Regions from separate parts of the Homo sapiens genome. Here region 2 is linked to region 1. A link is a contact called in ENCODE Hi-C data. All regions are on one chromosome and are shown on one strand. Each heading gives the region's core, a stretch centred on a gene start or an enhancer-like site at or near the end of the contact. The rest is flanking DNA. Distances are from core to core; before and after follow the strand shown. Region 1 overlaps LINC02250 (long intergenic non-protein coding RNA 2250). Region 2 overlaps ATP10A (ATPase phospholipid transporting 10A (putative)).

Region 1 (3,394 bases), core at 643-3,142:
TTAACCATTACACAACATTGCCTTTAAAAATTTGCTTATACCAATTAGGATTTCCTTTTCTCAGGAAATGAGGAATATGAAAATTGATAGCTGCTGGCAGGGGTTTAGCCTCTCCAGGGCACAATTTATATCTCTGTCATTCCATTGGTCTTTGTCTCACAGTCACAAGATGACTGACACACTCTGGGAATTGAAACTGCATGGCAGGCAGCACAAAGTTGGGAGTGGGTGGCACCATCAGTGTCTGCTCTGTTAACAACAAAGCTTTCCCCTAGGCTCCCTCCAACAGGTGAACATGTCCTCTACCAGAAAAGCGGCCCTTTCTGGTGGGCAGGAGAGACTGTCGTAGAGAGCTCATACTGGGTGAGCCGGTCCACAATGCCAGTCACAGCTTCTGGGACTTGAGCAAGGGCTCCAGCAGGGCACCACAACCAAATATCACGTTGGTTGGAATGGGCTGTAGTTTCTAGGGTCTCTTACTAACAGAAAAGTTTAAAGTTTCACCATCTTGTTTCTTGGTCTTCATTTAAATTAAACTCTTACTTTGATCCATTAGAAATTTGCAGTAGAAAAGAGAAAAAGCCATTCCGATACCCTGAAAGCAGAGAACCTCTTATATTCATCTCTAATTCCCCACAAAAATCAGCACAACAGGCCGGGCACAGTGGCTCACGCCTGTAATCCCAGCACTTTGGGAGGCCGAGGCGGGTGGATCACCTGAGGTCAGGAGTTCGACACAAGCCTGGCCAACATGGTGAAACCTGTCTCTCCTAAAATAAAAAATTAGCCAGGTGTGATGGCAGGGGCTTGTAATCCCAGCTACTTGGGAGGCTGAGGCAGGAGAATCACTTGAACCTGGGAGGCGGAGTTTGCAGTGAGCCAAGATTGTGCCACCACACTCCAGCCTGGGCAACAAGAGTGAAACAGTCGCCAAAAAAAAAAAAAAAAAAAAAAAAAAAAATTCAGCACAACAGAGTTTGGACAGGGAAGAGAGAGTCAATAAACATTTGCTGAGTTGACTTGAATTGCGTAATAGTAGGGCAAGAAAAGCATATATTTGACACTTACATTGGATAAAAAATTGACAATATAAGGCATAAAAACACCAGTATAAAGTCACAAACCAAATGTTGATCAATTACTTGAGCATCTAAATCTACCTCAGAGGGTCAAATCTTCATAAGGCATAAAATTTCTTTATGCTGGTCATTCACTCAGCATGTCTTTTTCTCCCCTTTTTCATCCTTTAATCAAGAATTTGGTCTCATGATAGCTCTGACCCACTCAGCGGCAACTAATTCAAAGAATGAATCTCCCCTCCTCCATGGAGAAGCAGTGTGAAGATGCAGAGTTGGAGCCTGTCTGCCCACATGGGATTTTCAGCACAGTGTCTGCATCATCTTTACCGAGCACTTGAATAATTTAGATTGCATGTTCCATGAGGTCTTTGCCTGGTGGTGACAGACACTTAGGATGATCTCTCAAAATGCTCCAAGCTTTTGCATGAAGTGGGTAAGTGATAGTGGTGATTTTAAACCAATCATGAGTTTGTGACGGAGTGTATTAATTTTTTTAAAATGAAGGCAAAAAGATTAAAGAAAAAGTTTAACACAGCTTAGAATTGAGGACCCCTAATGTCCTTTTCTACTTTCACCACTAATTGGGCAAACTTTAGGCAGGCCAGTGGCTCCTGAGTTGAAATAGGAGCCACGGAGCTTCTTTCTGAATTTATCCTCAGGGGGCAGGGCTCTGAACTACTTGAAAGAAATGGTTTGGGCAGTTTGGGGTCTGGGATTTGTTTTTGTTTTTTGCAGGTTTCTACTGCCTTTGTTTTGTGCCCTTTTAGTTGAGCCAAGCCCAGATCTGTTCTTCATCTGCAGGCTGCACTGCTTGATCAGAGATGGCCTATTTCCAAGATCTGGGCTGTGAGCCAAGGTTTGGTAAAACAGAACTCAAGAGGAAAGAGTCTCATTCCTCTTCTCTCTTTCATTTGGGTCAGACTGTAAGTGGCATCTAAGGCAAAGAGGACACATTTGTCCACTCTATTGTGAGGGCTGAAACGCAGAGCTAGCCAGGGACCCTCAACTGCTCAGGAGTTAGTGGGCTGCTCCCAATGCCCTGGTCATCTGTGGTTTCTCCTGAGTCTCTTCCCTGACTTTTACATCCTTCCACCCCCTGGGAAAATTCCAACTTCTCATCCTCCAAGCAGTGTCTGTCCTGTCTTCCCCTTTATTCCTACCAGTCTCTTTAGTTCAGTCACCCTGTTTTTCCCTGTCTCTGCTGTTCTTTTCCTCTTTCTCCTTCCTCATGGTCCTTCTTTGAGTTTTTATTCTTTTCATTTTCCCTTTCTCTTTTTTTTTTTGTTTTTGTGCCTTAGAACTTCTGCTGTCATTCATGGGCCTTAAAGGAAATGTGGAATCTGAGAATAGGCAGCTACAGCTAATGAAATCAGCCTGTGTTTGGTGCCTGGGGACAGGACAAAAAGATGGCTAACCCCAGACAGCACCATGAAGACAGGCTACTGGAAGGATCATGGCAGCAAATCATAGTTGTGATTGTGGCCCATATGTTTGCCAATTCATTCCCTCACCAAATATTGATTGGGTGCCTACAGAAATGAAGATGCCACTCTGTCCTCAAGGGTTAAAGGCTGCTTTTATGGCCTTTCTCCCAGAGCTGTCCAATTAATCCTCATCTCTTTTGTATAAAGATGAGCAACAGGTGTGGAGCATAACATTGACACACACAGTCACTAAATGATTTAAGCAAATGCCAAAGGATTTGGTCATTACCGTAAGTAACAAGACACTGTTCTAAGCCAAAACATTTTCAATTACATTAGGATAGATAAAATCTAGATGGCATTCCAGTTGAATTATATGCTGTCACAGGTGACCTGAGACCACCTTCGGAAATATACATAGAGGCCGGGTCCGGTGGCTCGTGCCCGTAATCACAGCACTTTGGGAGGACAAGGTGGGAGGATCGCTTGAGCCCAGGAATTTGAGAGCAGCCTGGGCAAGAAAGCAAGACCCTGTCTCTATAGATGAAAAAAAAATCTTAAAGAAAAAAGAAAAGAAATCCACATAGAATTCTTGAATGACTTTTTATAACGAGATAAACCAAAGACTCTCCACAAGTCTTTGCTCAGATGGAATAGCCTTTATCCATCTTTTAAAAGAAATGTTAAGATACGGTCTAAAGTAAGCCTGGTCTTGGATAGTCCTGTTATTCCTTCAGAAAAGTAACTTAAACAATTTACTTAGCTAAGTAAACAATTTAAACAATAAATATTATAACCAGGTCAGGTACCTACACTGGCTTTACCAAGGGGTATGCGATATAGTACACTGTCAAATTAATGGAATTCCTTGCAAAATCAACACAGAGCCTC
Region 2 (2,972 bases), core at 143-2,642, 150 kb after region 1:
AGCTTTCCCCAGAATGTCCCATTTAAAATGAGATACGGTAAAACATGAGATATGGTATGCAACGATGCTCTCTACATTATAAACCACTGGGCACTAGGAGTAGGTCACATTGATGCTTTAACGCATTCTTTCTTTCTTTCTTTTTCTTTTGAGACAGGGTCTCACTCTGTCACCCAGGCTAGGTGGGAGTGCAGTGGCATGATCATGGCTCACTGCAGCCTCAACCTCCTGGGCTCAAGTGATCCTCCCACTTCAGCCTCCTGAGTAGGTAGGACTACAGGTACATGCCACCACACCCAGCCAGGTTTTGCATTTTTAGTACAGATGGGGTTTCGCCCACCATGTTGCCCCAGCAGTTTTTTTTTTCTTTTTTTGAGACAGGGTCTCTCACTCTATTGCCTAGGCTGGAGTGTAGTGGTGTGATCACGGTTCACTGCAGCCTTGACCTCCTGGGCTCAGGTGAGCCTCCCACCTCAGCCTCTCAAGTAGCTGAGACTGCAGGTGTGTGCCACCACACACAGCTAATTTTTTTTATTTTTTGTAGAGATGGGGACTCACTATGTTGCCCAGGCTGGTCTCAAACTCCCGGGCTCAAGTGATCTTCCTGCCTTGGCCTCCCAAACTGTTGAGATGACTGGTGTGAACCACGTGCCCAGCCATGTGCTGATGTTCTTATGGGTCATTACTTTCCCGTTTTCTTTTGAGATTCCATTCTGTGTTTCCTTTTCTTTTTAATCTGCCAAGGATTTCCTTCCACTTCTTCAGGAATACCAGACACCAGTGGCTACGCGGCTGAGGCAGGCACTGGCCAGGCCAGGGAAACATCATTCACGTCTTACTGTGTACTGTGGCCTTTCAGGGCTGACGTTGTCCTCGTGCTCCCAGGGAAGGACGCTGACGCTCAGAGGAGGAGGCTGGGACAGGGGTGGTGCAGGTCAGCCTGAAGACCGTTTCCAGCTCCTCAGGGAAACCTGAGGGCCACCCCAGGCACATGAAGGCAAAGATGGCCTCAGGACAGGCCATGGCTGTTAGGTTCCCCGGGCCTCCTGAACACGTGCCCTGTGCCCACTCTCCTTAGCGGTTACTGGCCTCAGGGTGTGTAGGGCAGGGTCCCCATGACGACCGTGTTCAGGCCAGTGCTCGCTCTCCTCACTGCCACTGTAACCCAGGCTCAACAGCGGTCTCCTCTGGCCAGGTGAGGTGCCCACTGTGAACAGGCAGCAATCTCCATGTCAACAAGCAGGGGCTGTCACAGACCTTTTGCAGAAAATACTGCCAACACTGGCTGATTGATTGGCGAGGGTACTTGATTTCTGATCCAGTTCTCACCTAGGAGTAGATTCTATTTACAGGGAGGCCCAATTGTTGGCATGTGGGGGTCACGGCCACTGCTTCCTTCCTGGCCCTCACCAGGAGGTGGTGCTGCTGAGCCCCTGAACCTGTGCTAGAGACTCTGCCTGCACTAGAAGTGGGCAGAGAGGATGTCCTGGAAGGAGGCGAGTGGCCACCATCCCCTCCCTGGAGAGGAGCAGACAGGGCTCTCCAGGCCAACAGTGTCTGCCAGGAAAAACCACCATGAGAAACACAGTCCTTAAATAACTGGTGTAAAACTGAGCAGTGATGCGTATCTGATGATGGACTTATTTACTCAGAAGCCTGTCCCAGAACCATCAGCACAGCTGACAGGAGGCAGTGGGAATTCTGGTCACCAAGCCTCTGGGCCCTTAGGGCGTTACAAAGCCTTGGACACCCGGAGGCTCATGGTGACCAGAAGCAGCTGCAAAGGACCTTCTAAGTTGGCCTGGGCTAAGGCTGAGTGTGTAGTGCCCTCTGCTGTGGCCAGGACAGACTGGGACAGGCAGGTCTCTTGTGTGCTGTCTCCTGAGAAACAGGGTAAGCTCCATCTTGTTGCCGTAAAGCAGCACCGGATTACTGACCTTGCAGCATGAACCTGTAACTCTGCTACTCTCTTTTGTGGCTTTCCAATGTAAACTTTACCTTCGGAACATGTTGCCTGCTCTATCACACTGGGTGTGATTTTACACACAGAAAGAAAGGTGAGGAAGTGTTTTCCCATCTCGTGGTGTAGCATGGAAGGGTAGAGGAAGTTTGGGTCCAGCTGGGAGGAGGCCGTCTGGCCAGCTGGGATACTTGCCTATGGCCAGGGTCATGGCCTTGAGCTTGCTCCGCACCAGCTTCACCACCATGCTCTTCTGCAGAGGCGTCGACCGACAGCAGAGGACGGAGCGGCACTGCTTGGCAAGGAAGAGGAATTTGTCCTCCAGGTTTTTCTCGAGAGCGTAGGCCAGGCTTCTCCCATCGATCACGAGGCTGGGTCTGCGGCCAGAGGCAGTGGACGTGGAGGGTGGGCAGAGAGAGGAGAACCTCATGCTCACTTTGCCCTTGGTCTTCTCAGGGGCTCTCTGGAGGCCTCTGGACTGCACGTAGCATAGGCACTGGTCTAGCAGGGCTGCACACGCCTCCTGAAAGGGACATGAGAGGACAGCGCAGTTCCCTCAGAGTCATGCCACAAACATCCCCGCCCTGGCTCAACACCTCTGGAGCTGACATCCTTCCGGGCTCCAGGCTGCAGTACCCGCCTGCCCAGAGGCCACCCTCCAGAAACTGTGAAGTTCAGCCGGAGAGGATGACTTTCCCCAGAGAAGAGACTGAATTGGTGGCCAGGCACCGTGGGTGGCTCACTCCTGTAATCCCAGCACTTTGGGAGGCCGAGGCGGGTGGATCACGAGGTCAGGAGATCAAGACCATCCTGGCTAACACGGTGAAACCCCGTCTCTACTAAAAATACAAAAAAATTAGCCAGGCGTGGTGGTGGGTGCCTGTAGTCCCAGCTACTCGGGAGGCTGAGGCAGGAGAATGGCATGAACCTGGGAGGCGGAGCTTGCAGTGAGCCAAGATCATGCCACTGCACTCCAGCCTAGGCGACAGAGCGAGACTCTGTCTCAAAAAAA

Evidence for each region. Hi-C counts contacts between places; a loop is a spot of excess contacts on that map. Pooled maps may share reads with other maps.
Region 2: a map of dorsolateral prefrontal cortex shows a loop between it and region 1 (2.6-fold over the local background). The contact joins two enhancer-like sites. A Hi-C loop is called at or near these places in 6 of 168 maps with a recorded cell type or tissue (HAP-1, dorsolateral prefrontal cortex, heart left ventricle and 3 more) and 9 of 50 pooled maps.

Annotation. Positions count from the first base shown.
Region 1 is chr15:25,541,444-25,544,837 of GRCh38, forward strand. The region is part of intron 1 of LINC02250 (long intergenic non-protein coding RNA 2250); the gene reads right to left. Among named protein-coding and RNA genes, the nearest start is that of LINC02250, 36 kb to the right of the region's middle. RefSeq lists an enhancer at 3,053-3,394. Within about 2 kb of position 1,893, at least 6 of the 41 ENCODE cell types and tissues checked have a DNase peak (open chromatin) inside an H3K27ac peak, as active enhancers do.
Region 2 is chr15:25,692,664-25,695,635 of GRCh38, forward strand. ATP10A (ATPase phospholipid transporting 10A (putative)) reads right to left here. Exons shown (of 21, transcript NM_024490.4): 14 at 2,156-2,483. Among named protein-coding and RNA genes, the nearest start is that of LINC02250, 120 kb to the left of the region's middle. RefSeq lists an enhancer at 2,517-2,972. Within about 2 kb of position 1,393, at least 2 of the 41 ENCODE cell types and tissues checked have a DNase peak (open chromatin) inside an H3K27ac peak, as active enhancers do.